Regions from separate parts of the Homo sapiens genome. Here region 2 is linked to region 1. The links are chromatin contacts, found by Hi-C or POLR2A ChIA-PET in ENCODE. All regions are on one chromosome and are shown on one strand. Each heading gives the region's core, a stretch centred on a gene start or an enhancer-like site at or near the end of the contact. The rest is flanking DNA. Distances are from core to core; before and after follow the strand shown. Region 1 holds the start of CCND2 (cyclin D2). Region 2 holds the start of NTF3 (neurotrophin 3).

Evidence for each region. A loop is a pair of places that touch in the nucleus more often than their neighbours do. ChIA-PET counts read pairs that join two places held with the same protein, here RNA polymerase II (POLR2A). Pooled maps may share reads with other maps.
Region 2: a loop to region 1 is called in a map of ascending aorta, with 9 times the contacts of the local background. The contact joins the promoter of NTF3 here to the promoter of CCND2 in region 1. A Hi-C loop is called at or near these places in 1 of 168 maps with a recorded cell type or tissue (ascending aorta) and 3 of 50 pooled maps. POLR2A ChIA-PET finds 5 or more read pairs at or near these places in 1 of 52 experiments (PC-9).

What each region holds. Positions count from the first base shown.
Region 1 is chr12:4,271,803-4,275,774 of GRCh38, forward strand. It overlaps CCND2 (cyclin D2), which reads left to right and starts at 1,960. Exons shown (of 5, transcript NM_001759.4): 1 at 1,960-2,433. The coding sequence starts at 2,239. All of the region lies in intron 1 of CCND2-AS1 (CCND2 antisense RNA 1), which reads right to left. RefSeq lists silencers at 75-266, 251-370, 1,151-1,270, 1,801-1,890.
Region 2 is chr12:5,430,413-5,434,445 of GRCh38, forward strand. It overlaps NTF3 (neurotrophin 3), which reads left to right and starts at 1,696. Exons shown (of 2, transcript NM_001102654.2): 1 at 1,696-1,930. The coding sequence starts at 1,913. RefSeq lists an enhancer at 2,513-3,038.

The DNA.
Region 1 (3,972 bases), core at 710-3,209:
TTTTTTCTTCCTGAAAGCTAATGGCTTCCACAGCAATTAGACATTTTCCTCGCCCGCCCCTTCCCTCCCCTTTCTTTACATATAGGAGATGGGATACTCATTCCCGCTGCTATTGATAAGGTCGGAGGCGGCCGGGCCTCTCCCCAGCTTTCGCCCGCCCCAGCGCCCGCTCTCCCTCCGCCCTCCCTTGGCTTCCTTTTGATGTAGTGGGGAACGCGTCCTACTAAAAAAAAAAAAAAAAAAAAAAAAAAAAAGTAATCTGCCCGGTAACAATCAGCGCGCAGTAGCAGGAGCCCCAGAGCTATTGGCTATGCAAATAGAGGGAGGGGAGACGGCGCCCCAAACTCTTCCTCACCCTTTTAAAGCGATATCCCCTCCTTTCCCCCCCACCACCCCTTCCGCCCCACCCTCGTTTAAAGAGGCTGGCTCCGGGGCCTGAGTTAATCGCTTGCACCTCTAGTTTATTCGCTCCCCTCCTCCGCCTTGCAGGGAACCTAGTGTACGGCTCACCCAGCCCGCGCCCCACCCCGCCTTGCTGGCTCTCCGCGCCCCTGCCCGGGCCCCCTCTCTCGGTGAGGGAGGCACTCAGTCGGCCTCGGTGTGCCCAGAGAGCTCGAGCCACGCCATGCCCGCTGCACGTGCCAGCTTGGCCAGCACATCAGGGCGCTGGTCTCTCCCCTTCCTCCTGGAGTGAAATACACCAAAGGGCGCGGTGGGGGTGGGGGGTGACGGGAGGAAGGAGGTGAAGAAACGCCACCAGATCGTATCTCCTGTAAAGACAGCCTTGACTCAAGCATGCGTTAGAGCACGTGTCAGGGCCGACCGTGCTGGCGGCGACTTCACCGCAGTCGGCTCCCAGGGAGAAAGCCTGGCGAGTGAGGCGCGAAACCGGAGGGGTCGGCGAGGATGCGGGCGAAGGACCGAGCGTGGAGGCCTCATGCCTCCGGGGAAAGGAAGGGGTGGTGGTGTTTGCGCAGGGGGAGCGAGGGGGAGCCGGACCTAATCCCTCACTCGCCCCCTCCCCCTCCCGGGCCATTTCCTAGAAAGCTGCATCGGTGTGGCCACGCTCAGCGCAGACACCTCGGGCGGCTTGTCAGCAGATGCAGGGGCGAGGAAGCGGGTTTTTCCTGCGTGGCCGCTGGCCGCGGGGGAACCGCTGGGAGCCCTGCCCCCGGCCTGCGGCGGCCCTAGACGCTGCACCGCGTCGCCCCACGGCGCCCGAAGAGCCCCCAGAAACACGATGGTTTCTGCTCGAGGATCACATTCTATCCCTCCAGAGAAGCACCCCCCTTCCTTCCTAATACCCACCTCTCCCTCCCTCTTCTTCCTCTGCACACACTCTGCAGGGGGGGGCAGAAGGGACGTTGTTCTGGTCCCTTTAATCGGGGCTTTCGAAACAGCTTCGAAGTTATCAGGAACACAGACTTCAGGGACATGACCTTTATCTCTGGGTATGCGAGGTTGCTATTTTCTAAAATCACCCCCTCCCTTATTTTTCACTTAAGGGACCTATTTCTAAATTGTCTGAGGTCACCCCATCTTCAGATAATCTACCCTACATTCCTGGATCTTAAATACAAGGGCAGGAGGATTAGGATCCGTTTTGAAGAAGCCAAAGTTGGAGGGTCGTATTTTGGCGTGCTACACCTACAGAATGAGTGAAATTAGAGGGCAGAAATAGGAGTCGGTAGTTTTTTGTGGGTTGCCCTGTCCGGGGCCCCTGGCATGCAGGGCTGGATGGAGGGAGAGGGGTGGGGGGTGGCGGGGGACCGCGTTTGAAGTTGGGTCGGGCCAGCTGCTGTTCTCCTTAATAACGAGAGGGGAAAAGGAGGGAGGGAGGGAGAGATTGAAAGGAGGAGGGGAGGACCGGGAGGGGAGGAAAGGGGAGGAGGAACCAGAGCGGGGAGCGCGGGGAGAGGGAGGAGAGCTAACTGCCCAGCCAGCTTGCGTCACCGCTTCAGAGCGGAGAAGAGCGAGCAGGGGAGAGCGAGACCAGTTTTAAGGGGAGGACCGGTGCGAGTGAGGCAGCCCCGAGGCTCTGCTCGCCCACCACCCAATCCTCGCCTCCCTTCTGCTCCACCTTCTCTCTCTGCCCTCACCTCTCCCCCGAAAACCCCCTATTTAGCCAAAGGAAGGAGGTCAGGGGAACGCTCTCCCCTCCCCTTCCAAAAAACAAAAACAGAAAAACCTTTTTCCAGGCCGGGGAAAGCAGGAGGGAGAGGGGCCGCCGGGCTGGCCATGGAGCTGCTGTGCCACGAGGTGGACCCGGTCCGCAGGGCCGTGCGGGACCGCAACCTGCTCCGAGACGACCGCGTCCTGCAGAACCTGCTCACCATCGAGGAGCGCTACCTTCCGCAGTGCTCCTACTTCAAGTGCGTGCAGAAGGACATCCAACCCTACATGCGCAGAATGGTGGCCACCTGGATGCTGGAGGTAGGTCGGGGGGTGGCGCTCGCCAGGAGCCAGGACCCCTCCGGATGCTCGGGTCCCCGGCCGGAGCCCTAAACCTGGGAGAGGGCAATCCCCGCGCCGGCCTCCCGGCTCCTGTGCGGGAGTTTACCGCGCGCCTTCTGGCGAGACGCGTGGCTTTATTTCTGTTCCTCTCCAGATAAACTGGGGAGGCAGAGGGGGGAGGAAAATCTGGGAGAAGCGAGGCTGTCCTGGGCGGGGGTAGGGGAGCATCCCGCGCGCGTGTTCCTGCATGTGGCTGCCTCTTCTTCCCACCCCCCTCGCGACCTGTCTTTTGCGAAGCCGCCGCGGCTGCTTGCGCTGCGGCCAGGAAGAGAGTCGGGGCCTGAAATCGGGACCCCGAGTAGAAAGGCAACCCCCCCCAAAAGGCCAGAGCAAATTCGTCTTGGCCTCAGGTCCCCGCCTGTGGTCGCGACTCCGCGCTGGCACTTCACCGGGGAGGTGGAGGGAGGAGGGAGAAGGAGAGAAACGGGGAATTCGGGAGCCCCGGAAGTCCCATTGAAGAAACGCGTGTTTCAGGGGAACCCAAAAGAACCGCTTCTTGCCCCTCACTCCAAGTCTTTGCCCAGCGAGCCGTGTGCCCACGTATGCACAGCTCTGGACCTGCCGTGGTTTCGCCATGTTGCTTTGCAAACTCCCTTTGGAAAGGCTGGGAAACGTCGCCCGCTTACCCTCGCACCCCATTATCCCGGCCACCCCACTTCTAATCGTGCCCTCTCCCCCACCCCCCACCTCACGAAGATTACTTACAGTTTGGTTTTCCAGCTTCCTCGGTGCGGAGATTTGGGTGGGGTAGGAAGGGGGGGAGGGGGTGTGTGTAGGGGGGATACCGGGTCACCCCTGAAGGAGAGGTGGGAGCCCCCCGTGCCTCTTTCCAGGGCTCTCTGCTCCCGTCTTTCCCCTCGCTCGTCACCGCGTTCCCTAGTTTCTGTCCTTGTGGGCCGCAGCCGGACACTCCCGCCGCGGCGCTCACCCCTTCAAGTTTCCTCCCGGGATCCAAAGCCCCAGGGGTCGGAATACAGACCTTTCTGGCACCCGAAACCTCTGTTTCGGGAAGCCTGGCTCTTCTTTGGGGTTTTCACGCCAAAAGGGCTTTTCTAGGATATTTCCTCGATTTTTAATTATTTTTTGAAACCATCCCCCCCTGCTCCGACTCCAGCTGCCGAGGCTGCGGCGCTCTTCCTCCTCTCCTCCCTCCCCCTCTCTTCCCCACCTCTCCTCACCCGCCCCCCCAAAAGCGGCCCCTGGGCCGCAGGGACCCCCCCAGACATTTTTTCCAATTGTCGGGAATGATAGAGGAGGATCTGGGGATCCGGATGAGACCAAGAAGTGGACCCCCGGAGCCTCCAGAATATTTTTATTGATTTTTTGAAAAGATGACGAAATCCAAAAAAGAGTGAGTGAGTTAGAGTGCGCGAAGGAGTAGCCAAAGGGAGCGTCGCGGAGCTGCCGCGGCTGCTGCGCACTTCTCCGACTCCCCGTTTTGGAGCTGTAGTTCACCCC
Region 2 (4,033 bases), core at 446-2,945, 1.2 Mb after region 1:
ATTTTGGCACGAGGGGAGCCACTGAAGGACTACCCTACCCTTGCGAGGGACCGCAGGAGGTGACGCCCCTGGGCCTCGGTGGGCGCTTCTGGCGGTTTTCGATGTGGCAACCCCCATCAGCCAGGATAATGATGAGGCAGGTACAATCTATCTAGTACGCAGCCCCCAGACTCCCCCCTCCCTTCCCACCTCCCCATCCAACCCCCCAGCTACTCTCTGCGGCCGGTTGGTCCTGAACTGGTGGGTGCAGTTCCGATGTTTAACCAAATTCTCAAGCAATTTCAAGGTATTTGGATTTTTTGAACCTGGGCCCTAACCGAAACGCGGAACGGCTTGCTTATTAGACACCTCGAACGACAGGGCAGGGAGGAAACGGGATACTCGCTGCCCTTCCCAGTCGCGCGTGAGTCAAAAGGTCCTGGCAGGAGATGATGTGAGGAGCGGCTGAAGTGGCAGGGAGGAAGGGATGAGGGGCTTGGAGCGGAGGTCCACCACGCAAGGACTCGGGAAGCGGGCAAGTGGGCAAAACTCTGCTTCCGGGCTCTCGATTTCTCGTTGATCACTAAGTGGTATTTTTCCCCCTTCTCTCGATGGCAAATGGGCGAAATCAAGATGACTTAACTTGGTAAATTTAGAGAGAACGGCTCGGAGCAAGTGAGGTCTAACGGGCAGCTAAAATTATCTCCAAATAAGAGATTTTGACCCCCTCCCCCTATCCTCTCCTCGAATGTATCCACCGGTGGGGAAGTGAGCGTCATTACTTTCGGGGCGCCACGAACAGGTTTGTTTGTTGCTCGCCTTTCCTGCTTCTCGCGCTGTCCCCGCGTGCAGACTGGTGGGTGCTGGGCGAGTGATTAGCTGCAGGGCCCCATCCTAGTTTGGAAGGAAGGGGTTTAGAAGTTGGAGGATGGGTGAAATGGGAGGCTGCGATCCATCTCCCTCTCCCTTCCACACTCAAGCTCCCGCAAACACGCGCGCGCACACACAGCCCCTCCCTAGTCCCTCGGACCACCCGCCCCCACGCCCCTCTACCTTGACCTCCCTTGACCGCCGACACAGCGTCCTGGGTGCGGGTCCCCGGGAGCGGGGAGTTCGCCGGGGAGCGATTGTCCTTGGGCGTGTTCGTGCTGTGGGGTGGGGGGAGGAGTGGCGGGTGGGCTTGGTAGGGGGTGGGGAGAGATCTGGAGCTGGAAGGGTCTAAGGTTTGGAGGAGGAGTTTACGCCTCAGACCTGATCCTCCTGAGGAAAAAGGCAGGAAAAGGCCCTGATGCCTTGTAAAGAAAATCTTGAAAGAAAAAAGATCAAAAAGAAAAATTTCAAGAAAAAGAACCACTAAGAAAGGCTGAAGACACTAACATGTAACCTGTTACGATACATTTAACGTTTCGTTTTTTCCTGGATCTCTAAAAGGGAACTCAAGGGTGGGGGTTACTGAAGAATACTACAGATTTGGAAGTTTTTGTTGCTGTTGTTGTTTGGTTTGGTTTTGTTTTTCAAGAGGGGCCAGGAGAAATGACCCCTTCCCCGCCACGGGTCCCGAAGTGAGGGCGGGGGGGGGGCTCTGGGGCGCGGGCGCGCGCGGCGCGGCGCGGGCCGGCGGGGGAGGGCGGCGCGGCGCGGAAGGGGTTAAGGCGCTGAGCGCGGAGCCATCTGGCCGGGTTGGCTGGTTATAACCGCGCAGATTCTGTTCACGGGACTCAGAGTTGAAGCTCCTCTCCCTTCCGAACAGCTCCGCGCACCGCCCCGCGACGCAGCCCGGCGCAACTACTTTCTTCTCTCTCCTTTCTTTCTTCCTCTCCTTTTTCCCCTGCTGGGTAGTGGCTGCGGCGGGGTGGGGGAGACTTTGAATGACCGAGCTCGCGTCCACCTTTCTCTTCATGTCGACGTCCCTGGAAACGGCCACACGGATGCCATGGTTACTTTTGCCACGGTAAGGGGAGGCGGCGGGCACCTTGGGTGGGCAGGTTTGGGGATGGGGGTCCACGTGGGGAGGGATTTTCCAGTGGACTGGTGCGGGGGGCCCCAGATCCGCATCCCGCCCCACCCCCATCGCGCCGCGCTCACTCACTTTCCCGGGCTTGTGTCTTCCCCAAAGTTTGCGCTGGGATCTGCTCAGGCCGAAGCGCAACCGCAGCCACCCCGCTACACACACACACACACACACACACACACACACACACACACACACACACACAGACACGGACACCCTTCTCCACCTCCTCCCCTCTTGTCCCTCGGCTGCCCAAGAAGCTTCCCTCAATCTGGGAAAGTGATCAGGTTTAAGGGACCTGGATTGGAAAGGGTGGGGGCAGAAGAGGGGAAATGGGGACGACGAAAGAGCAGGAAAGAGATTCAACAGAATCAACCACCCACCACTCCCAACCGACCCGCCTGCTCCTCCGAGAAAGCTCCTAGCGCATCCTATAACAAAAGGGGGTGGCAGACAGAACTCCGGGCGGGGAGGTGCCGCGGCAGCTCCCCTGCACACGCCCTGCACTCTGCCGGCCGCTGAGCCTGATTCTCAGCTCGCCCCAGCACCACTCTGGCCCGGGCGTGGGCTGGGGGGAGGGGACGCGCAGCTCAGGACCCGGAACCTCGCGTTCCAGTTTTGGGAGTTGGGACTCACTGCCACGCGCCGCGTACCTGCGTTGGAGTTCCCCGAAAGGGTTTTTTCAGAAAAGACCTCGCGCCCCGGGCTCCTCTTGGCCAGCGCCCACCCGGTGGCCACCCCACCCTGGGCCTTTGCGCAGATGTTGGAGCTCCGTACGCAGCCCGCACATCTGGGACCCCTCCGGGGAGCGGCGGGCACCCGGGCCCGGCCATCCCAGGGGATCTCCTTGCGGTATCGTCCAGCCTGTTCTCGGACTTTGAGCGGTGGCGTGGGAGGCCGGGAGACCTGGGCACCCGCGCAGCCAGCCAGGTCGGAGTTTAAAGGTCCCACGACGGACCGAACTGTCCCATTGCCCCAGAGCTTTACTCAGTGGTGGATGCTCCTGATGAAATTTGGGACGCTTGGGAGTTGAAGGTTAGGGACAGGAGGGGCGAGGGCCGAGGGCATGGGATGGGGGAGTAGGATTCTGCTTGTTGCTCTCCGCGGGAGTGGGTGCGCGTCCAGGAGGCGCTGCTTCTTTGCGGGAGTTTGGCTGCTGCGTTCATTCGTCGTCTGCGCTTCAGATGCACGGCACTGAGACCCTTGCGTCCGACGGTGTCGGGGCTGTGGACTAGAAAGGATCCCTTTTGCTGGAATCGAGGCTGGGGTGGGATTGCCGGTGGGGGAAACACCGAAAAGATCGTCTGGCCTCGGCCTCTGGCGGCGGGCGGCAGGTTCTGAGTCCGAATGGAGGTTGCTCCCGGGAGCGCCGGGCTCAGAGCTAGAGAGCTCGGGAGACTGTGCGCCTGTGGACTTGTTTATGTGTGTGAAGAGGCGGGGGCGAGGGCCTGCTGAGAGGGGAGGGGAGCCTGGAAGGGGTGGGTGTTTCTCCTGGAGCCTGATGTTTGTAACTCAGCTGATTATGGAGTGCACTGAGCGACCTGCTTTTTAAATAAAGAGGTGCCCGCTCCTACCCCGCAAAACAGCGAACGAGGAGAACATGGAAGCGCTCTGTCCTAAACGTCAGGATGGGAGAAAGTTGTAACATAGAGGAGACTTTTCCAGAGGTCCTGTTTTCACAACACTCAGAAGTTCTCCAGCGTACTCAGCCTGCCTCCCGCCTGCCCTCAATTCCTTTTTGACATGTCACACAAAGAAAGCTGAAAGGTAGAATGTGGAGGATAAACTCCAACCCCCTCTGCCTTGGGCGCAAACACACAGACTTAGGTATCGTGTTAGGAGGTAAGGGGGTTGGAAAATAATGCAGGCTCCGGTAGACAGTGTTGAAGGGAGATAGAAAGTCTGGGGTATTTCCCCTAGGGAGAGTGTGTGGGATTTTGTGTTGGTGAGGACTGGAGTGTAGCTGGACTTAGAGGGTTTGGTTGTGTGTGAATGGGATATGCTTATCTATGGAGTGAGATTGTGACCATTGAGTGAGTGGTC